Linked DNA regions of Mus musculus: regions 1 and 2 are each linked to region 3. The links are chromatin loops, found by intact Hi-C in ENCODE. Cell type or tissue: left cerebral cortex. All regions are shown on one strand.

What was found. A loop is a pair of places that touch in the nucleus more often than their neighbours do. Peaks named below come from ENCODE experiments on the same cell type or tissue, not always from the same donor. Only the 100,000 strongest peaks of a DNase experiment are listed, where the experiment ranks them.
Region 1: a loop joins it to region 3, with 2.9 times the contacts of the local background. A loop is called at or near these places in 2 of 42 quality-filtered maps.
Region 2: a loop joins it to region 3, with 2.0 times the contacts of the local background. A loop is called at or near these places in 7 of 42 quality-filtered maps.

Annotation. Positions count from the first base shown.
Region 1 is chr10:7,659,277-7,667,276 of GRCm38, reverse strand. It overlaps Pcmt1 (protein-L-isoaspartate (D-aspartate) O-methyltransferase 1), which reads left to right and starts at 3,669. Exons shown (of 8, transcript NM_001347228.2): 1 at 3,669-4,202. The coding sequence starts at 3,974. A630066F11Rik (RIKEN cDNA A630066F11 gene) reads right to left here and starts at 3,906. Exons shown (of 1, transcript NR_030698.1): 1 at 2,654-3,906. In left cerebral cortex, no CTCF peak of the experiment used is centred here; DNase peaks (open chromatin) are centred at 3,663 and 3,932; H3K4me3 peaks cover 2,619 bases; H3K27ac peaks cover 1,988 bases.
Region 2 is chr10:7,722,515-7,730,514 of GRCm38, reverse strand. It overlaps Katna1 (katanin p60 (ATPase-containing) subunit A1), which reads right to left and starts at 4,515. Exons shown (of 11, transcript NM_011835.2): 1 at 4,392-4,515. In left cerebral cortex, no CTCF peak of the experiment used is centred here; DNase peaks (open chromatin) are centred at 3,861 and 4,567; H3K4me3 peaks cover 1,450 bases; H3K27ac peaks cover 320 bases.
Region 3 is chr10:7,777,175-7,785,174 of GRCm38, reverse strand. Ginm1 (glycoprotein integral membrane 1) reads left to right here and starts at 4,258. Exons shown (of 8, transcript NM_001346750.1): 1 at 4,258-4,414; 2 at 5,813-5,872; 3 at 7,305-7,401. The coding sequence starts at 4,301. In left cerebral cortex, no CTCF peak of the experiment used is centred here; DNase peaks (open chromatin) are centred at 4,162 and 4,725; H3K4me3 peaks cover 1,299 bases; H3K27ac peaks cover 849 bases.

The DNA of each region.
Region 1 (8,000 bases), 120 kb after region 3:
GGCGGATTTCTGAGTTCGAAGCCAACCTGGTCTACAGAGTGAGTTCCAGGACAGCCAGGGCTACACAGAGAAACCCTGTCTCGAAAAAACAAGAACAAAACAAAAAAGATACACTTCTAATGCCAAGTCAGTCTAGGAACACTGAAAATATATTTGTGCAATAGCTGTGTATGTAATTCTAGAAGAATTTTCTTTACAAAATTAGGGTTTTTGTTCTTTTAAATGAACTTTATTATAAAATGTTGCAAACAACAACAAAAACCAAAATTAATCTGACCCCAAAGACTAAACAGCCCAATGTACTTTTGTACTTTTAGCATAGTCATTCCGAAGCTGTGTAGCTCCATATTGGATTTTATACTTTTACTATCTAGTATATATTTATTTTATCATCAAATATATTTTATGCAATTATCAACCACCAAAACAATAAAATCATTACAGATTTAGAACTCAGGAAACAATTACCTTTAATATTCTTTGATAACTAATTTTTTTAAAAATTATTTTTAATTTTTTAGAAGAGATTCTAAAATCTTATTTTATGTGTATGAATGTTTTGTTTGCACATATGTATGTGTGTGTGCTGCGTGTGTTTATGCCTAGTGGTAAGGCCAACAGAGGGGACTGAAGTCCCTATAACTTGAGTTACACAAAGTTATGACCTGCCTTGTGTGTGCTGGGAAATGACCTCAGGTCCCCTGGCGGAGCAACATGTCTCCAGCCTTTAAACACAGCTTTCTTCTTAGTATTTTAATTATTCATATGTATGTATGTATTTGCATGTGTATATGTGCATGTGAGGCCTGGTGCCTGAAGACCTGAATGTCCTAGAGTGGAGTTAGAGGCAGGTGGGGCCATACCCTTGTGAGTGCCGAGAAGCCAACTCTAGCTCTCTGCAAGAACAGCAAATACGTTTTAACTGCGAGCCATCTCTCTCGCCCTGACAGAGAAAAATCTAAGAGTAAAAATTAAAAAAGAATGCAGGGGGATATATCTTGTGCCAGTCTATGCCCTTCGTTGTACTTCACTGAACATAAAAAAAAAAAAAAAAAAAAAAAAACAAAAACAAAAAAAAAACACTTTAAAAACCCTTAGGGCTGGAAGGATTGCTTAACCACTAACAGCACTTGTTTCTTCCACAGGGCCTGGATTGGTTCAGTTCCCAGCATCTACATCACCAGTGGCTCACAACCATCCATTGGTACACATAAGGTGCACATACATACATGCAGGCAAAGACATTACCGGGAACGGTGACACATGCCTTTAATCTCATCACTCTGGAGACACAGGCAGATCTCTGTAAGTTCCAGGCCAGCCAGAGCTACATAGTAAGACTCTGTCTCAAAAACAAAACAAAACACCCATATGCATAAAATAAACGTATAAAAACTTTCAGCCTCCTCAGCTAGGACTGGGTGTGTAGTTCCGCATTAAAATTATAGGTCCTGAGTCATACCTCTAGTAACAAGAAAAAGGACCCTTAAATTACCCTGGAAGTATTTTCATTAAGGTACCAAATTAATATCTTCCTCTTCTGATTCAAAGTTGACTCACAACAGTAGGAGGAGTCTGGAATTAGAATTTGGAACTCTAGTTTTATCTTCACAAAGATTTATGTGTATGAATGTTTGCCTGCACATACATGTGTGCACCACACGCTAGCCTGGTGCTCAAGAAGGTAAAAAGAGGGTCTAGGATTCCCCCTGGAACTAGGGTTACAAAGGATTGTCAGCCACCACGTGGGTGCTGGGAATTGAACCCAGTATCCTCTGGAAGAGCAATCAATGCTCTCTACTGCTGACCCATCTCTCCAGGCCGTTCGGCTTTTTTTCTTGCTTTGTCAACCTGGTGAGTTCATTTAGACACATAATTAACAATGAGTTTGCTGAGAACTGTGTCACTCGGCAACTTCCCATTCCTACGGTATGTCTGTGCTCTTGGTAACTCCTATGATATTCCTCCACTCCTATTTTGCATAATCTTGTCCACCCTTCAAGGCTCAGTACCCATGTGTACCTTTTCCTGATGGCTGCAGTCTGCGTTGTTCTAGCTAAACCCAGTAGCACTACTATCTAGGTCATTAATGGCACTCACAGTTATTTATTTTTTCTTTTTTTTTCTGCTGTTTGTTGTTAATGGTGTGCAAGAGGGAACCTAAGATCTTCCACTAGTTAGGCAAGACCTCTGCCACACCCCAGCCCAGTGGTGTTCTAATCAGATTTCCATGACTAGGATGTAAGTTCTACAATACAAGAGGAAAGACTTATCAGTATTGCTATTCTCCTTTATATTATAGGAGTTCCAAACTGTGTTGGCTGTTTCTTTAAAAGGAGTCATGATGTGAGAGTTATTAGATTATAAAGAGCTTGAGGGTTTGTTTTTTTTGTGTGTGTGTGTGTGTGTTTCGAGACAGTGTTTCTCTGTGTAGTCCTGGCTGTCCTGGAACTCACTCTGTAGACCAGGCTGGCCTCGAACTCAGAAATCTGCCTGCCTCTGCCTCCTACGTGTGCCACCATGCCTGCCCCCCCCTTTTTTTTTTGAGCTTGAGGATTTTTGTTTTGTTTCGTTTTCCAGCAGCAAGACTGTTACCCAACCTGGCTATTTCTTTTCCCCATACAAAATGCCAGTCACCGAAATGATAGGTTTTGCAAGATAGAATTTATGAGGTGACCAATCATTTGAAAATGGAGAAAACAAGGTCATCTCTGGACCACTTCACCTAAGCTGAGGTTGAGTGATATTTATGGACTGAGGAGCAGGAAAAGGTATTTGGATTAAACTCATCAGATGTAAACATCATGACCCATACAGAAAAGCAGTCAGATGAAAGTACCTAAGCACAAGGAGATTCTAATGAACTTTTACACTCAGACTAGAAGAGCAGGTGGTACTGGGTAGGAAAAAAACGGACGGTCTAAAACTCATCGCTTTACTCTTAATGTTGAACAACACTGACATTTATAGTTAGTTACAGGAGTCATGAAAATAGGTGATAGACATTTCAGGTTGGATGCAGGTTGAGTGTTGCAACTGATGAAGTTTGGTAAGAACTGTAATTTGGAAATTGCTCCTGACATCACAGCACAGCATAGGTGTCTTATCTTCGTTTCCTTCCTGAAAGTTTACTGGAGTCATGGCTGTGTCTCAGTTCAAGTTAGCACACGTTGGATGCGGCAGACAGTGTTTCCTGTCAATTCTTAGAATGTTGCAGAGATGAAAGCAGTAAAATTGGTGTCCAGTCTAAGGATGGAATTTGTGAGCTTAAGCTGAAACTCATACTTGGGTAGGAAGAATAACACTTCCACCACAGGGTACTGAGCTTATTTTGTAACCAATTATAGCTCTCGGCTACTTTTGCTCTTAACCAGGGAAGCATCCCTACCCCCAATTCCATGTCACGGTATTCTTCCACCTTGAATTTATGCCTTCAGAGCTGAAAACAAACCAGAGCCTCTGCTTCATCAGGACCGTGCTGAGACATAGGCTAGTGGACTTCGTACCTGAGAGGCCCTTTGCCCTTGGGCTCTGTTAAAATGATTATTTTGGCCCCATCCAGAAGCCTTAGGTTAGTGCACCGGGTTGGACGAGGCAAGACGGAGTCAGCACACCATCTAGCAATCTAGACAGCCATAGGAGCAGACCGGCCGCTCGCAACAGCTGACGGAGTGGCGATTGCGGAGCCCAAGAAGGCGGCACACGTCGGACCCGCCATCCCGCATCAGCCAGAGCCGCGGCTAGGAAGGAGCCTCATCACGCAGAACACCAGCTCGCCGGCCGCAGGACGGAGGCAGGTGCAGGCCTCAGGAAGGGGAACTGAGCAGCGTTCGTTTGTGCGACCTCGCTGCGGCCACCGAGCACTGGTTATCGCCCCCGCTCGCTACTGGGCTCCAGGACTCCCCCGCCGCGGGCCCCGCCTGGCCGCACCCCGGACTGCGCGGCGTCACAGAGCGCATGCGTGCCGCGGGGGATGCCGGGAGCGCGCATTGGCGGCAGTGGCAGCGACGGCAGTAACAGCGGCCGCTCGAGCGGGGACACCAGCGGGGCGGTGACCGTGTGGGAGGTGGTCTCACTCTTGGGGAAACTGCTAGGGACCGTCGCCGCGCTGAAGGTGGTTCTGTACCTGCTCCGGGTGTGCTTCGCGATGGCCTGGAAATCCGGCGGCGCCAGCCACTCGGAGCTAATCCACAACCTCCGCAGTAAGTGCCACCCCCGCCCGGCGTGGGCCAGGGAGCAGGGCCGGGCCTGGACGCTGTCCCCCCCTGACAATCCGGAACGTTCGGTCTGCACCCCTGCGCCTGCTGGAGGGCGTCGCAGCGCGGTTGCACCGGGAGTTCGGAACGCCGTGCGTTTTTGCAGTCTCCTCTCCCGGGACCTGTCACTCGGCGATGTGGATGGGAAGAGGGTAGTAGCCAAGAGGGAGCTGCTGCGGGTGGGACACGGGCAGTTGCCTCCTCGCAGGCTGCGGGGGACTGGGTGCGGCACAGGTGGCGGGGCTGTTGCTGGAGTCTGCGGTCCCACTAGCGAGGGGCGTGACTTCAGGGTGGGGAAGTGCAGGCTTGTTTCTGGTGACTGGACTAGCACCGAGGGGACACCACCTTCGGCCTACGGGTTCTCTCACTGTTCTCGGTTGATTCCCTGCAAGCTTTCTGTTTTCTGCCTCCCCCGCCCTCTGTTTTTTCCTTTGGAGGGAGATGCTGCTGTCTGATAGCAAGGGGAGGGGAGAGGAGGTTCCGACTATTGCGGTTGCTGGGAGCAGTTTCTCAGGTTGCTGTCCAAAGTATAGGCCCTTGGGGGGGGGGGGGCGGCGGGGGAGCGAGGGATTGTCAGAGCATGCTGCTCCTAAGAGACTTTGTTTGGAGTCTTTGAATCCAGCAGACCATTGTGTGTATAAAATGTTCCAACTTTTTTTTTCAAGAGTGTTCATTGGCTTTTAAAAGCGCGTTTGAAAAGTTTTTTGTTTTGTTTTTGTTTTTTTTTTTGTTTTTGTTTTTTTTTTTTTGTTTTTTTAAAGAATAGCATTTTCTGTAGTCACTGTATTGCTTCCTTTGATGATAGTTTCAGGATAGAATGAATGCTGTGTCACTTTCCTTTCTAAATTGAAATAGTGTTGTTGTCTGGCTCAGAGACCAAGAAGAGCTGCAAGTTCATAACCTCACCCTGATCAGAATTCACAGCTTCTTTTGCCACCAATTTTCAAAAATAATCATAGTCTGCTGGGTGATGTTTTTAATTTTCTTGCGACTTTTCTTTTCTCTTCTTCTTTTTCTTTTTCTTTTTTTTTTTTAAGCCTTTGAGGTATTTATCTTACTTCTCAACTCTATTCATAATCACCGTGAGGGCTGGAACGCTAAACAATGGAATTTTCTCAAAGAATCAATAGTCATCCCCACCCCCACCCCCACCCCCACCCCTCCCAGGAATGCCAATCCCCTTTGCATTAAATGCTGAGATCTATGTAAGGTACAAAAAAGTGAATGAGAGCCGGGTTTGGTGGCGCACTCCTTTAATCCCAGCACTCAGGAGGCAGAGGCAGGCGGATTTCTGAGTTTGAGGCCAGCCTGGTCTACAAAGTGAGTTCCAGGACAGCCAGGGCTATAAAGAGAAACCCTGTCTAGAAAAACAAAAACAAAAACAAAACAAAAAAAAAAGTGAATGAGAGAAATAAGTAGGACATTTGGTACTTAATATTAATCATCACATTTTAAGAATCATAGTTAAATAGACATTAGATGTTAATGAAAGGCAATGAAGTATGTTTAGATAGCTAAATGTTATCAAACTTTGTCAACATTCTCTTTGTAGAAGTATATCTGAAAGCAAATAGATATTTAAACACTGAGGCAATAGTGTAAAGTGTTGTTTATGTTCTTGTGGCTTACACATAAGCCCAGGATTAAGAAATGTTCTATAAAATTTGATAACATGAGCTAAGTGCCTCCTATTGCAGCATAAAACATTCTGAACATGAATTTTGTGACTAGGTAATTTTCCCCCTAAGAGGTTATCACAGTAGACACTTGGCTGTGGTAGACATTTGTGATCTGTCAAGCTTTTAAAGTCTCTTTTGTAGCCAAATTTGTGGTAACCCAACACTAGATCTTTTCCAAGTGGTCTTATTTTTATTTATTTATTTATTTTTAGTTTTTGGTTTTTCTAGACAGGGTTTCTCTGTGTAGTCCTGGCTGTCCTGGAACTCACTTTGTAGACCAGGCTGGCCTCGAACTCAGAAATCCGCCTGCCTTTACCTCCTGAGTGCTGGGATCAAAGGCATGCGCCACCACGCCCGGCTTCCAAGTGGTTTTATAATCACTTTACTGTATTGTATTACTTAACTGAAACTTCTAAGGATACAAAAAATATTTAACATTTATGGATGGTAGATATTTAGTTTTATACTATACATATATAGTGTATGGTATAAACATATATATGTGTGTGTATATATATTTATACATATATATGTGTGTGTGTATATATATATATATATATATATATATATATATATATTGCATGGTAGATATTTAGTTTCATACTAAGTATATAATTCATTAGTAAGAGGAAATTAGAGAATTCAAGCTATTTAGCTTTCTTTAAAAATACTTGGACACTTCTGAAACTTTAAACTTGAGATAATTCTAACTAATCAGCTTATTTTTATTTGTATAGCATTTTATTTTTAAAATGGTATTTACCCATATGAAATTTGCACTTGGCACACAGTTTGAAAATACCTGCTTCTGCAGGGTAGTGGTGGTGCATGCCAGCACTGGGGAGCCAGAGTCAGGTAGGTCTCTGAGTCTGAGGCCAACTTGGCTTACAGAGCAAGTACCCAGGGCAGCCAGGGCTGTGCAGAAGAACCCTGTCTTGAAAAGCAAACAAACAAAATCGAGAAAGAAAATATCTGCTTCTTTCTTTCTTATATATTTTTCTAAAATTTTATTTTTAATTGTGTGGTATTTGAGTTTAAACCTCGTGTCTTAGACATGCCTCCAGAATGAAGGGCTTTTAATTGAAGTCTTAGAAATATGATCAAAAAAAAAAGAAAGAAAGAAAGAAAGAAAGAAAGAAAGAAAGAAAGAAAGAAATGATCATGATGATACTGAAGCAAAGGGACCTCCAAATTGGAAGTGGAGGTTCGAGTTTAATTTTTTAAATTTTTTCTCAAAATGAACTATATGGTTTCCTTAATTTGAATACTGTAATTTGTTGAAATTATTTACTTTCCCTTTTGTACTTGATTTTATAGTAATACATCATTTGTACACTTTGAGAATGTGTGATAGATTTCTTACGATTCGTCGGCTTATGTGTGATGACTGTTCTTTGGTAAGTTTGAACAGTTTCTCTAAAGCTTAAGCAGGCCTTACAGTTGTGGATCACCTACAGAGCTTGTTAGACAACTAGAGCTGGAGACTATAGCTCATGAATTCTTGAGTTGTGCATGTTCAGTTGCAAACCCTGGGACTACATAGACACAGAATTGAAAATACAAGGACACATTCTGCCGCTGTTTCTGCGTTATCAGTTATATATTTTAAAATAACGTTTAAGAAACATTCTGGCCCAGTCTTTTAGAACTCCGTTCATGAATGACTCTGTGCTCAGGGGATTGATGACAGCCAGTTTATTTCTCCTGAAGGCACTCTTGCCAGGGAAGTTTGGGCTACCTACCACCAGAGCCCTAGTTTGTTGGGCTGCTGCAAGGTCGTCACCGTGGCTGTGGATGCCTTCAGCAGTGCCTTCTTGGTTTTCCGGGCCTTCCCTTTTCCTTTGGTTCTATGAGGGGCATGAGATTCCTGCCTGGATTTCAGTGTCATCTTTTAGCATTTAAAATGTTACTCTGGTTATTTAAAATAAGATGAGCAATTTCTTCTCCTTCTCGTCCCAACTTGTTTATTCATAAAAGGGGGAAAATTCAACCCACTTCCTTAGTGTCTGGGTTATGCCTATCTGTGTTTCCTTAGTGTCTGGGTTATGCCTATCTGTGTTTCCTT
Region 2 (8,000 bases), 55 kb after region 3:
CCTGAATATCTGAACACCTAGTGCATGCCGTGCCCACAGAGGTCAGCGAGTGGCATCACATTCCAACACTGAAATCGCAGATGCTTGTAGCAGCTACATGGGAGCTGGAAACCAAACCTGGGTCCTCTGGAAGACTGAGGCATCTCTCCAGACCCATTTGATTATTGTGTGATTACTTCTGCCTTGAAACTCTCTTTGCCCTATAGCAATGCCTAGTCTGGGCAGCAGCACTGAAAGAGAGGAACCTGCCCAGGTCTGGTCAGCTCTGAAAGTGTACAGTAGATCTGTATGGCCCAGGCAGCAGGTCTCTCTGACTTTTTTTTTGATGGTCATGGTCAGGGCTCAAAGCCCAAAGAAGTTATTCCTAGCCTTCTTCAATGGTATACTGTTTTGAATTTCTCTTTCTAGTCAGATAAAATTCCTTTCGAGCCAAATCTGTTTCATTTCTTCAGCGAGGGAAGTGGAAGGACTTCATTAGCTCTGGTTGGCCTAGAACCACAGTGGCTCTCTTGCTTAGCCTCCCAGATGGCAGGATTACAGATGTGAGCTTTCATGCCTAGCTTGATATTTTCCTAACGAACAAATAATGCAACATCAGTCCAAGGCTACATTAACAGATGGCATGCACAGTCCTTGGCTATCAAAAAAACAAATCAAGCCGGGTGTGGTGGCGCATGTCTTTAGTCCCAGCACTAGGGAGGCAGAGGCAGGCAGATTTCTGAGTTCAAGGCCAGCCTGGTCTACAGAGTGAGTTCCAGGACAGCCAGGGCTACACAGAGAAACCCTGTCTCAAAAAACAAAAACAAAACAAAAACAAAAAAACCAAATCAGAACAAAACGAAACCCAAAGTGTTTATGGATATACTGACAAAGCACTCTTATTTCACTAAAAGTTAGATTAAAAATCATCATTTTTCTATTACTCCAACATTATCTAAGCCAGAATATTAACATCTGTATTTTTGACATTCTTCAGTTTCCATTATCATTGCTCAAATTCCACTGCAGAAGAACAGAAACTGGGTTTACCTAGCATAGTACCTGGCAGAATTTGAGGAAGGGTCTATAAAGGGGGAAAAGCTAATAGACAAGATTTTAACTACTATTAGTTATAAACGGTACCCACTGGCTCAAGGTTAATGTAAACACCCCCCCCAAAAAACCCAGTTGCCTCAAGATTGAGAATCTTAGCTCTTAGAAAGACAATCTGCTGCTTCATCTTACTCAAGCCTTCCTTTACACTACCCAACACTCTGTTTACAAGACAAGTATAATTGTGGCCAACAAGCCACAGCAGGAAATTTTTTAATTTAAGCAGAAATTTAATTACATGCAAAAAAGTCACAGCTGTATCAAGCAATCTTAATATCTGCACAAGTTCCTCTACAAAGAGATGAAATACCCCCACCCACACACCCACACACCCACACCCACACGCCCATGTACAACTGGAAAAACCAGTAACTAAAGAGCTCCAGAAGAGGCAGCAAATCCAAGTACTGAGCACTAAGATCTAACCACCAGCCTCACATGAGGCCCTCCCTGGTCCTGGTCCACATATACATAGGTCGACATAGCCTGTCCACATCTGAACAGGACATCATAGCTGTCTAATTTCTAAAGGTATGTAAGGCTGGACTCCACTGAGAACTGCTATTTTTACTCTAACCATGCACAGGTTAATCATTCAAGAACCATTTACAGAGCACCATGGTTTTGTTTGTTTTTCTTTTTGTTTTGTTTTTGTTTTTTGAGACAGGGTTTCTCTGTATAGCTCTGGCTGTCCTGGAACTCAACTTTGTAGTCCAGGCTTGCCTCGGACTCCGAAATCCGCCTACCTCTGCCTCCCAAGTGCTGGGATTAAAGGCTCGCACCACTACGCCCGGTTGAGCACCACATTTTAAAAGAATTGCTTTGAAGATAAAAAGACAAAAGGAGATGAGCAGCTGAGGTAGTGAAGGCAGAGGTCATCACCGGCTGCAGAGCCAGCCTGGACTATATGACAGTCTGTTTCAAATATATACACAAGGAGGAAATACTAGCAATAGACTTTCTTTCTAAGAAAAAACAAAAAGTGTGTGGCAAACCAGGCATGATGGCGCACTCCTTTAATCCCAGCACTTGGGAGGCAGAGGCAGGCGGATTTCTGAGTTCGAGGCCAGCCTGGTCTACAAAGTGAGTTCCAGGACAGCCAGGGCTATAAAGAGAAACCCTGTCTTGAAAAAAAAAAAAAAAAAAGTGTGTGGCACAGTGCATGTGCAGGTCAGAGGACAAGTAACCGTGTGGAGTAGACCCTCCTGGTTTCAGGAGTTGAACGCAGGCTGGCAAAGCACCCTCAAATGTACTAGAGACACACAAGTAATTTCAGGAAATTTACCTCTAGAATATGAGGAATTAGTTATTGGCAGTCAATGGCTGACAAGAACAGTCACAGTCCTATGAGCCACAGACGCTGGCCGGCTGGCCACCCATGTACACACAGACAACACTAACTGGTCTCAAAGGCTTATTAATAACAATGGGAATTTATTAATAAAACAACATAGGATCTGAAGTTGGGGAGATGGAAACACTTGGGGTGGTGTTGGAGGTAGTGTTGAAGGGATACAATCAACATACATGGTGTAAATACATGAAATTTTCAAAGAGTAAAAAAATATTTAAAAGAAAATAGTAGTGACTGTGTAGCAATTATGGAATTATGATAAAGACAAAAAGAAATTAGACTTTGAAATTCCTTTTTAGGTTTTGTGGAAAGAATATGGTAGGGTTATTTTTGTTTTACTTCCCAGTCACTCCAGCATCGGATCCTCTTGCCTCTGCTCTATACTGCCTTGTACACTTGTACCGTCAAGGAAAACGAGCATCAGCCGGGCAGTGGTGGCACATGCCTGTAATCCCAGCATTTGGGAGTCAGAGGCAGGCAGATTTCTGAGTTCGAGGCCAGTCCTGGTCTCCAGGACAGCCAGGGCTACACAGAGAAACCCTGTCTCGAAAAACAAAAAAACAAACCAACAAACAAAAAAAGAAAGAAAGAAAGAAAGAAAAGAAAAGAAAAGAAAAGAAAAGAAAAGAAAAGAAAAGAAAAGAGAAAAGAAAGGCAGGCAGGCATCACTGTTCTCTTGGGAGCTAATTACATAAAAAGTACTAATGATTACTAAATAAAAGCTTGAACTGGGGGAAGTGTAGCCGCCTGTAATCCCAGTACCAGGCAGAAGCAAGAGTTTCAGAAGTTCAGGCCAGTTTAGGCTACAAAGGACACTGTCTATAAATAAATAAACAAATAAGGGCTGGCAACAGTTACAAGCCTAGCCTACACGCAGTACAAGGCAGAGGCAAAAGGATCCGGAGTTAAGGACCAGCTCTGGCTACAAGAGACACTGAAGAAAGAGGAGAGGGAGAGGAGAGAGAAGAAGAGAAAGAGAAAGAGAAAGAGAAAGAGAAAGAGAAAGAGAAAGAGAGAGAGAGAGAGAGAGAGAGAGAGAGAGAGAGAGAGAGAGAGAGAAAGAGAAAGAGAAGAAAGAGAAAGAGAAAGAGAGGAAAGGAAAGAAAAGAAAGAGGAGAGGAGGGGGAGGGGAGGGGGAGGGAGAGAGGAGAGGGAGAGGAGAGGGAGAAGAGAGGGAGAAGAGAGGGAGAAGAAAAGAGAAGAGAAAAAAGAGAAAGAAGAAAGGAAAGGAAAGAAAGAAAGACAAGTTTTCGTTTGTATGCCACTGAACCCACATACTGAATGAAACAAATGCTTCCTGGGATAAATTTTCTCCACAGCGCCAAATCAAAAAAGCCAAAAGCTTTCATGAGAACACTAGGCTCTCAGATTAAGAAACTAACCCCAAGAGTGGCGTGGTTGCACACACCTTTAATCCCAGCGCCAGGAGGTAAAGGAAGGCTAGTCGGGTCTACAGAGCGAGATCCAGAACAGCCAGGGAGAGAGAGAAAGAACGTCAATATTATCACCTTTAAAAGCAACAAAAACAAAACAACAAACGCCGGTGAGGGGGCTCAGCAGGTAGAGGCATTTGCCCAGCATGCCGGGCTACCCGAGTTCAACTCTGGGACCCTCGTAAAGGCGGATGGAGGGAAGCGACCCCAGAGAGTTGTCCTCTGACCTCCACTCACGCGCCCACATCTACACCATACTCAACAATAGCAATAAATCTAAAACTAAAAACAAAGGCCAACACAAAGGAGAAACAACAGAAAGAAGTAAGCCACCAGAAAGCAGTACAACTCCAACCTAACAAACTGTACGAAAAGAAGCTGAACCCCAACCTCCAGGCTCTGGGGATTTTACAAGGCGGAAGTTTCGGGATGGGGGCGTGAAAGCTTCGAACGCGTTCCCTGGTCGGGTGTCGCGGGGGCGGAACAGGGAGCCTGGAGGCCCGAGCACTCACCTAGCGCAGCCCAGGCTACCCGCCGCAGCTCCGGGTCGGGACCAAGTTGAAATGAAACCGGGAAAGCCCCTCTTAAAAGGATAGTTCCCGCACCGGCGGGGACACGCCCCGGAAGTGCGTGCTCTACGGGCGTGCGCGCGCAGGCGGAACCTGCGGAGGGGCGTGGCCGAGCTCGGGGTGCTTCTGCGCACTGTGCGCCGCGGCTAGGAAATGGGAGTAGGCGTGGGGAAGGAAAGTAGGCGGGGCGAAGGACTTGGCAATACCCCGCCTACTTCAGTACTTACTCTGTGGACCATTATCTCTTCCCAGGGCTTCTTCACTCTGCCTTAGCAGGAGATTTACACTAAGCTGCTCTGAGGTTAGGAGGTCAGGGGCTCTCTTACAGGTGAGTGTCAGTGCTCAAGCAATTCGTTTATGACAAATCTTGCTTTAGAGCCCGGTACTTAGGATTATGAAGCCTGGGACCCATGTGTCAGGGTAACGCGAATACTCTCAAGACATGCTAAGGGGTGAGATTTTATTTCCAATTCCAGGTGATCCATCACCCTCTTCCTATATCACAAAACACAGGGCACAAACTGGTACACATACATGCATGCAGGCAAGCCACTGCATATATGAAATAATGTTTTACAGGGTTTAAAGTCTTCTAAATTTTTCACCAAAAATAGAAAATATATTTTCTGCTCTAGTAGATGTGAACGTTAGTGTCACAGAGCACAGAAAACTATAATCAGCACATCAGCAAGAATAAAAAAGACCACTTAGAGAGATATAGATCAATTACTCCAAGAGATGGATTTATAATCTATACAAATGCAAAGGCCTGTTAATTTATAAAACCGGATTATAATTTAAAAGCTTCTCAAAGGTGCAAAATGAATGTATATGGTATACTTAAATATATAGGAAATCCTAGAACCTACAGGATGAATCTGTAGTAACTAATCAGAAGTATCCGGGTGGGAGTTAGTTAGGAGTTGGGAATGATGTTCTGTAGTGGAGATGTCTTCCCAGGTGTACAGTTTTACACATGAAATGAAAGTTGTAATTTGAGTTTATGTAAATTATACCTCAGTGATGTTTTGTTGTTGTTTTTTCCTTGGATATTTTCTTTTCTTTTAAGAATTATTTATTATATGTATATGAGTACACTGTAACTGTCTTCTGACACACCAGAAGAGAGCATCAGATCCCATTACAGGTGGTTGTGAGCCACCATGTGGTTGCTGGGAATTGAACTCAAGGTCTCTGGAAGAGCAGTCGGTGCTCTTAACCGCTGAGCCATCCAGATATTTTCTTTACTTACAATTCAAATGTTATCCCCTTTCCCACCCTGGCCCCCAGGAAACCCCCTATCCCATCCTCCCTCCCCCTGCTTCTATGAGGATGTTCCTCCACCCATCCACCTACTCCCACATACCTGTTTGTTGCTGTTTCAAGACAAAGTCTCACTCTATAACCTCTCCTAGCCTGGAACTTATCACATACCCCAGGTTGACCTCAGACTCATAGTTTCTCTGCTCTTAAGAGTCCCCATTACAGCCATGGGCTTCTGTGCCTGGCGTCAGTGAAAATGTTTGAAATAGAAAGACAAACCCCCAAAAGGTGACTTACAGTGTGTGGTGGTTTGAATATGTTTGGCCCAGGAAAGTGGTACTGTTAGGAGACATAGCCTTATTGGAGTAGGTGTGGCCTTGTTGGAGGAAATGTGCCACTGTGGGGATGGGCTTTGAGACACTCCTCCTAGCTACCTGGAAGACAGTAGTCTTCTCCTGTTTGCCTTTGAAACAAGGTTTACAACTCTCAGATCCTCCAGCCATGCCTGCCTGGAAACTTCCATGATGAGAATGGACTGAACCCGTGAACCTGTAAGCATGCTCCAATTAAATGTTCACCTTTATAAGAGCTGCCGTGGTCATGGTGTCTCTTCACAGCAATGAAACCCTAAGACACAGTGACTACTTCTATTTACTTACTTGTACAATTAAACAACAAACAGTTATAGTTACCCTTAAACCACAGAGATTTCAAACTTCTCTTTTTTTAGAAGATAGAATCACAATAAATAACCCATGGTCACCTCAAACTCAAGGGGGAATCCTCCTGCCTCCGTTTCCTAAGTGCGGTCACACAATTTTCTGCTGACCTACTTTGCCTTTTTACTTTTGCAGTGCTGAGTCCAGTTCTATATAGAGCTGCATCCCAGCTCTTCCTAGCTCCATCCAGCTCACCAGCTCACAGCTGGATGCATGCAATCACTAGAACCCATAAAAGTAAAAATAAAGGGTCCTGTATAGTTTTTTGTCAACTTGACACAAGCTAGAGTCATCTGAAAGGAGGGAGCCTCAGTTGAGAAAGATCATAAGATCCAACTGTAGGAGATTTTCTTAATTAGTAATTAATATGGGAAGACTCAGGCCATTGTTGGTAGGGCCATCCCTGGGCTTGCGGTCCTAGGTTCTATGAAAAAGCAGACTGAGCAAGCCATGAGGAGCAAGCCAGTAAGCATCAGCTTACTCCATGGCCTCTGCATCAGCTCCTGCCTCCAGGTTCCTGCCCTGTTTGAGTTCCTGTCCTGGCTTCCTCCAGTGATAGACTATAAAGTGGAAGTATAAGCCCAACCCTTTCCTCCCCAACTTGCTTTTGGTTGTGGTGTTTTATCACAGTAACAGTAGCCCAGACTAGGACTGGGGCTAGGGATATGGTGATACACACCTTTGATCCCAGCACTCTCAGGAGGCAGAGACAGGAGGATCCCTATGAGTTTGAGCCATCCTGGTCTATATAACAAGATCTAGGACAGCCAAAGTTACATAGAGATACCCCGTCTCAAAGGAGGAGAAAGAGAAGGGAAAGGAATAAGGAAGAAGAGGAGAAGAGGAGGAGAAGGAAGGAAGGAAGGAAGGGAGGAAGGGAGGGAGGGAGGGAGGGAGGGAGGGAGGGAGGGAGGGAGGGAGGGAGGGAGGGAGGGAGGACTGGAAGGAAGGAAGGAAGGAAGGAAAGAAAGGAAGGAAAGAAAGGAAGGATTGCATAGCTTCCGTCTGGATAGAATACATGTCAGTTGCCCTCACATTTCATTACCCTAGAAAATCATGTGGTCAGTCTAACTTCAAAGGAACAGACATGTGCGACTCTGCAGTGTCCTCTGGAGAGAGTGCATAGGAGCCATTACTGCTTCACTAGCTATTGCTCAAACAAGTGGATCTCAAGTGGGGCTTAGGAAATGAGACTGTATTTTTTTTTTCTGGTGAACAGCCAGACTAATGTGAACTGAGAAGCTACAGGGAAAGAGGTAGAAAGGTGGGTGCTAGCCAAAGAGTTACACTTTATTAACTAAGCAAAGGAAAAGTGGAAAGTGTTCAAGTGAAGGTATAGATTATGTAGCAAAAGGAGGATACATTTGCAGCTAAAAGAAGAAGTAACTTGGAGGAAAGGGAAAACAGGGTGGCTTCTCAGAGAGGTGTGACCTCTGGAATTGCACAGGAGGGGAATGGCCATAAAGGGTAAACTCCTGACAATGTTTGCTTACTGTCTCTTGCTCCAGGAGGCAAAATTACGTTGGATATCATGCCTAACATATTGAAGGCACCAATTGGAAAGTTGTAG
Region 3 (8,000 bases):
TCTCTCATGTGTGCATGCTCAGCCTGGTTTCTTATTTAAAAAAAAACCCAGGGCCACCAGCCCAGAGACGGCCCCTCCTACAATTGGCTCGACCTTCCCTATCAATCAGGAATTAAGAAAATGCCCAGGAGGCAGATGTATCCATATTTGGGTTCAAAGATTATTAATGATCAATTAGAGGTCTATTCTGTGTCTTACATACTTCACTTTCTAAGCTATTAGATGTTTCAAACTATTTTCTGCCTCAAATATCAGAATGCATCAATGTGCACATAGTCAAACTGGCTGGGTAGTAGGTAAATGGAACCCTTGGATGAGCTTTGTGCTCAAATAAATCCAGTTGACATGAGCTGACTCAAAATAAGATCAAAGTATGTACTGCACTAATACTGATGGGTTTATTATTCATAAGCAACTGCCAAGTTAATTCTTGATTTTGCATATGAACGTCAAAGTCAGGTGGATGAAACCATTTTCTTCTGAATAGAAAGTGAACAGAACCTTTTAACGAGGTATAGTCACAGTTGGGGGATTGTTAGCTCATCATAGTTGTGTAATTTTATTTTTTCAAATTATGGGATTCATGTGTGCATGTAATAAAATGGGACCCAAAGAAAGCAGTGCCATACAGATGATAAAGTTGGTCTTCATCAGCGTTAACTACTTAGCTTTTTTTTTTCCTTTGTCCAAAGAATAAGTGCCAAGGAGAATCTATTTGAGCTGGCTCCATGCTTTAAAGTTTGGCTGCTCCTTCCCGGAGCTCATGCCACGAGCAGAGACAGTGAAATAAAGAATGGACTGTCTGATACTAGGAAGAGCTCTCTTGCTAAACAAGCGGCCTTTTCTCCCTACCACCTTGTCACACACATGTACTTTGGGACCTTTTGCATATATTCTATATATTCCACACTCCATGCCTGTCTTTTTCTGAACTTGGATTATTTTTTTTATTTATTTATTTATTTATTTATTTGTGTGTGTGTGTGTGTGTGTGTGTGTGTGTGTGTGTGTGTGTGTGTTTGCATGTGTTAGTCAGAAGGCCTTACAACCTTTGGAACTAAAACTACAGGTGGTTGTGAGCCACCTACATTGGGCCCTCGGAACTGAATTCCAATCAGTTGTTAGAAGAGCAACAAGCACTCTTAACTGCTGAGCCATCTCTCTAGTTCTCTAGACTCATTTTTAATTCCAGAAGTTTATCACAGAGTGTAATAGCCAGTAGTTTTAGATGACCAGAGAAGTAAGTAGGCCTTCATTATAGAATCCACCAATAAGTTAGTACTGATGTACAGTACCTCATAGTGGTTGAGAACTTAGCTAAAAAGTGAACATTTTCTGGGCTGTGGTGGTACACACCTTTGATTCCAGCACTTGGGAGACAGAGGCATGTGGATGTCTGTGAGTTCAAAGCCAACCTGGTCTGTAGAGTGAATTCTAGAACAGCCAGGGCTACACAGAGAAACACTGTGAACATTTAACGAGTCCTTCTTAGGTTTGTTATGGCGAATCTCATCCTAGTCTCCTCTTTGCCCATGTTACCTCTGTCAAAAAGAATTCCAAGACACACAAATGTCGTGTACAGATATTGCAAGGTAAAGTGGGGCACTCTCAAGGTTGACAAGTGGACAAAGAACCACTGCAAAGGAAACACTCTCAAAGGGTGAGGGTGGATAAAGACCAGAGATAGCTTTCCTGAGGGATGGTTTTCCTGTACAGGTAATTGATAGGCCCATTTTGGTTAACTCAAGTTTTTTTTTTTTCTTTTCTTTTTTGAGACAAGGTTTCATGTAACCAACAATGACCTTGAGCTGATGGGAATTATATTCCTTATCACACCCAGGTTTTGGGTTTTGCTTTTATTTATTTACATGTGTGTGTGTGAGGTGTGTACACACTTGTACCACAGTGGGTATGTGGACATCAGAGGATAACTTGCAAAGAGTTGGTTCTCTCCTTCCATCATGTGGGCTTCCAAGGGCTAAAGTCAGGTTTTCAGGCTTGGCAGCAAGAGCCTTTATCAGCCGAACCATCTTGATGGGCCCACAGTCAATGCTGGGAATGAACCCAGGGCTCTGAAGCACTGTACCAAGGGAGAGGTGGATTCATTGCTAAGGATGGGGACAGTGATGTGGCTGTGCTTTACCAGAAAACCCCCAGCTAAACAGTAATATTCTAGACTGCTACAGTGTCTCCAGCAGAGCTCATGCATTTAGTAGTCACAGTTCAGCAATTTCATTTCCTGGATTTACCATCTGCTGATTATGAAGGAGGGGGGATCCATCCTTAATGACCTACTAATATCTGAGAGCTACCTAGCAGTTTACTGTACCCTAGAAGTAAGGCATATGGCAGAGGTAGTAGGAGAAAATGGCTTCAAAAGCTGAAAAAAAAAATCCTTTCTATGGCAAAGGTTTTATTTCAAAGAAAAACTAAATACATTTCTTTAAAAAAAAAGATTTATTTTATGTATATGAGCACACTGTAACTGTACAGATGGTTGTGAGCCACCATGTGGTTGTTGGGATTTGAACTCAGGACCTTTGGAAGAGCAGTTGGTGCTCTTAACCACTGAGCCATCTGACCAGCCCCCTAAATAAATTTCTTATTCTACCTAACAGGCCATACATACAACTACGTGTCAATCGGTATGCAATCCTGTATTAAGAAAACTCCTTCCCCGGGGGAGCTGTGAGCATCTACCCCTACTTCTAAGGTCTATGACAAACCAAAATATAATCCCACCAGCATTCGCCCAGGAAGTCCTTGGGTTTATTGGGCTTACTCATGTGAGGGGTTAGTAACAGAAGTGTGGGGACCCCAGGGCAATGGTGGGAAATCACCACGGCTGAGGGCTTCTCAGTAACCTCCTGGCTGGGGTCCGGTCTCCTACTCTTCCCCAGCCAATATGCTCCAGCCCCTCCCTGAAGTTCAGTGCGATTAGGACAGAATTGTTTTCCAGCTGGCCTCACGACCTGAGTTGGATCCCCGTAAGCCACATGGCAGAAGCGGAGAACTGGCCCCCGGATGTTGTCCTCTCACGTCCACATGACACCTTGCTCCACAATAAATACAAGCTAAAGGGTTAGAAAAAGGGTTTGGAAAGGCGGCTCAGCGGTTAAGGCCCCTTATTGCTCTTACAAAGGACTGGGGTTTGATTCTCAGCACCCACATGGTGGTTTACAACTCATTTACATAAAATTTTAAAAATTAACAGGTTAAAGAAAGGTCTACACCTTCATTTCATAGGTTAGGAAAGTAATGGAGCAGAATGTGGAGACATGTGAACCGGGCTTCATTTGGTGGCATTTTCTCTCGACGCCAAAAGTACAGTGGGACATTTAAGGTAAGGGCCAGGTCCTCAGCCCTGACCCATGACAAATTATCACTTTCCCAGCTCTAGTGCAATCTAATCGAATCAGATACTTGGGGCTGTACGGAGGCCCAGTACTTCATAAACTTTTTAAAGTCTCACCTGGCCGGGCAGTGGTGGCGCACGCCTTTAATCCCAGCACGTGGGAGGCAGAGGCAGGTGGATTTCTGAGTTCGAGGCCAGCCTGCTCTACAAAGTGAGTTCCAGGACAGCCAGGGCTATACAGAGAAACCCTGTCTCGAAAAACAAAAACAAAACAAACAAACAAAAGTCTCACCTGTAGCCAGAGGTGGCAATTTATGAGTCAGTAGGAATGGTGGTGTTTGCCTGTAATCTCAACACTCAGGAGGCAGAGGCAGGAGAATTGTCACAAGTTGAATGTCAGCTTGGTGTAGATAGAGGGTTCTGGAGCTGCATAGTGAGAGCCAGTGAAAAAGCGGGTACCTCTCCAAGTGCTAAATTTTTATTTATCATTCCTGACATTTTATAAGACACTAGTTGTTTCATTTTTTTGTAAGTATATCGACATATTGATACTAATGAAAAAGTACCATCAAGGTTGAGGTGAGAGGGTGGCACACTTCTGTAATTCCAGCAGGATCAGTAAGTAGTTCAAAGCTAGCCTAGGCTACTGTTTCGAGATCCTGTTTCGAAAGAGAAAACAAAATCACACTCCAAAAGTAAAGGCTTCGTAAAGAATTGCACTTGTTTGGAGAAAACCCCTTTCTCATCTCAAACTCCCGGAGGACGCTCACAAAGTTGGCTCCGCCCATAGACGTCAAAGGCCTGCGCAGCCCCAGCAGCTCGGTCGACCCGCCCCATTTGGGAGGGGTCGGTCCCGCCCCCCAGCCCCTCCCCTCCCCTAGGCCCCGCCCCGCCCCGGACCGCCACGCCCTCACCTCCCGCCGCGCCGGGCCGGTGTTGTCCAAGATGGAGGGCGGCCTGTCGGCGCCGCTGTCCGTCCGGTTGTTGCTGTTCATAGCGCTGCCAGCCGCGGGATGGCTGACCACCAACGCGCCCAGGCCGCCGTCCACAGCCCCGCAGGTAGGGCTGGGCGTCCGCAACAAGCCGCTCCTCTGCCTGGACCTCCGGGAGCCCGGGCGGGGTGACGCTGCCCCCTCCCGCAGGTGGACAGCCGAGAGTGCGGGGCTGGACCGGGTCTGGCCGCCGGGAGAGAAAGGGGGGGCTTTCCCGGATGCCGGGTGGGGTGGGTCCCCCGAAAGGGAACGCAAGGAAGGCGTGCAGGCGTCCTTGAAAGTGTGGTCAAGACTGCGGCCATCGAACTTGAGTTTCCTAGCGCCTCTCGAATCGGTTCGGATCCTGCCAGGTTTTGCTGTCGAAAATGCGTGATCGCTAGTGACTTCGGTCGTTTGTAATGGCTCCTTCCTGGGTTAGCGCCCGGTCCTGGGCCCTGAAGATGTTTGTGTTGCCCAATTAGCAATTTTCCAGGCCACCTGTGTCTGCTCGGCCGCGACCAGGAGGGAGTGCCTTTCTTGGTCTCGGGGCCACTCGGGCTAGCGACTGAGGGAGGCTGAAGGTCTATCGCTTCCCGGATGGGCTTTTTATTGGATGTGTGTTTGTGTGTGTGTGTGTGTGTGTGTGTGTGTGTGTGTGTGTGTGGTCGTGGGGGTGGGGTGGGTGGGAGGAGCAGTCCTTTCCTGCGTGATGGGTCGGAGATGAGTTTCTTCAACATCCCAGGGGAACGAGATTCAACCGCTCTAAGGTCACAAGTCTTTCAGATTCCTGGCTTACTGTGAGAACCCTGCCATTGCAAAATGCCAGCCCATGATTTACTCTTGTTGCCACATTGGCCTTCTTCAGTATAGTAGGAGAAAGTTTAGAGATTATAAAATTCGAGTTTTCCCCAAATGACAAGAAACTTATGTGGTAGGAACACACTAAAGACAGAAGTGACTGTCATGATAAATGTCACTTTTTATGTTTAAAACTTTACTTGTTGTGTATATGTGGTGTTGGATCGGGAACTTACACCAATGGAGGTCACAGGATAACCTTGTGGATTCAGTGTTTCCCATGGTCCTGTTTTGCAACAAGTGCTTTTATAACTCTTGAGCCATCTCCAGCTCTTTATTCTGCTTATAATGTTTTAGAATTATGCTAGAACTCTTCTTTTGAATACAGAAATCACAAAGCAGTAGCAACAACCTTGCAACTCTCAAGCACACTTGTATATGAAATTGTAGTTGAGCCGCAATTTCTTCTGGGTAAAATAGCAACTGTGCGGACAAGCACCCGGAAACCAAATAAATACTGGGTGATTGTAAAGTTATAGAGATATGGACTTATTTCCTCTCTTTTAGAATTTTGGAGATTCTTCATCATCTCTTCTGAATCCAAGAAATATTTGAACTTGCCCGCACAGTCAGTTTATTTTCAATATGTAAAGTGAGTATCTGTCCAACCTATACCTTTGTTTTGTAGAATGGCATCCAAATCAATGTAACTACCCTGAGCAAGAGTGGGGAAGAGTCTGAAGAACAGGTTTGTCTTCTTTTGATTATATTTTTACTATAATATTTAGCCAGAAAGTTTTACTGATTGTATTAGTCCATTTTCTGTTATTACATTGCAATGCCCAAGGCAGGCTACTACATATAAATACATGAAATCTATGCCAGGCTATATGAGGCTAGGCGTAGCACTTCATTCCTGTAATCCCAGCACTTTGGAGGCTGAGGCAGAAAGGGCTTACCTCAAATTAAAGTCAGCCTGTGCTTCTTAAGTAGCGAGACTGTCTTAAGAAACCCAAAACCAAGGACGGGAAGGATGGCTCAGTGGTTAAGAGCAGTGACTGCTCTTGTAGAAGATCCAGGTTGGATTCCCAACGTCCCCAAATGGCAGTTTATAACCATCTATAGCTGACCTAGACCAGCAGGTCATTCTCCAGTGACAGGCTGCTGAGGGGATGAGAAGATAAAGAAGATAGAAAAGTAGGGATCAGGGGGCTTGCATAAGCTATGTCTTATGTCAAGCAAGCTTACGATAGATATACAGTGTCTAGTGTGTAGTTTTATGGGAAAAATGGTACTGAGTCAGTAAAAGTCTGCTATACTGTGGGAATAAGTCAGCAGGAAGTGATTCAAGCAGTTCTACACAAGGGGGGAGGGTACTGGATATCTCAAGGGTGTCAGAGGATGGGGTTGGGACACACAACGTAGCCCCTTAGGGTGGGAAGTGTTGGGTTCTCAAAGATCAGAATCTGTAGCTGTCCCAAGGTCCTGGCTCCAGGCCATACTGACTCTGCCAAGCAGGCTCAAGGGTTAGAGACAGTTTAGAAGAATGTTTTTGCTATACATCAGGGCCTCAGGGAAAGCCTTAGATCAGCCTAGCCTTCAACATGTATCTTCACTTCCAGGGAAGCAGCACCCTGTTTTCCTCTTAGGCACTACACACACGGTGCACAGACACGCATGCAGGCAAAGCATCTATACAAATAAAATAAAAATATATAACTTATTAAAAAAACCAAATCAAACAAAACAAAAGCCCTAAATAAAACCAAAAGGGCTTTTGATGTTTTGCTTTTAGCTTAGTTATGGAGGCTCAAGGACATAGTGCTGGTGTTGGTTGTCTTTGGTCTTATGGCAAATGGTACCAGAGTGATAGGAGCTAACAGGAGGACAAATTTATTTTGCCAGATACCAGATAAGAGAGACTGGGATCCCACAGTGCCTTTGAAGACATTGTCCTAGGGATTAGACATCTACCACTAAGCTTTGTATCTTAGAGGGCTCCCTTCCCCCAAACATCACCACTTGGAGAGAGACCAAGCTTCCAACACATGGGTCTTTGAGGGGCAGAGCCAAACTATAACACCTGCTACACACATAGTTAGATGATGTATTTTTGATATGAAGAGTTTGTGGTCATTTATAAACCATTGAAATTAATGTATATGCTGCTTTATTTCAAGGTTGTTCTTAACATAACCTATGAGCGTGGACAGGTATATGTAAATGACTTACCTGTAAATAGTGGTGTAACCCGAATAAGCTGTCAGACTTTGATAGGTGAGTACTATTGAATTGTTTCCAACATTACTGTGTCTTTAATAATATTAAATTAGTTCTGATGTGAAGTGGGACCTTAAAGTGATACATTGTTTCTATAGTAGTAGCTAAGGCATTAAAACTCGTTGATTATTGAGATGCTGTGTACTTATTCCTTCTTGGGACTGGCCTTTAGTTACTGGTAGGTTAGAAGTGTAACTAGCATAGAAGTGGTAGATTAGCATAGGTGTGGGCTAGCCAGCTGGAGAACCCTAGTTCTCATTCATCCTGGTTGTAGAAGATAGATACTAATTGTATGTGCGGCTCCTCCTTTATTGTTCTTACTCATCTGTCAACAAAATGCTCTTCTTTTTAGACTCATTTCTTTTTATGTGTATGGTGTTTGGTCTGCATGCATAGCTGTGCCATATGTGTACTTGGTACCCAAGAAGGCCAGAGAGGATGTTGGATCCTCTGGAACGGGAGTGGTTGGCAGTTGTGAGCCACTGTGTGGGTTCTGAGGACTGATCCCAGGTCCTCTGCGAGAGCAGCAGGTGCTCTTTTAAAAAGCCCCTGCTTTTCTCTTTAAACCTCAAGGGTTTTGGTTATTTAAAGAATCG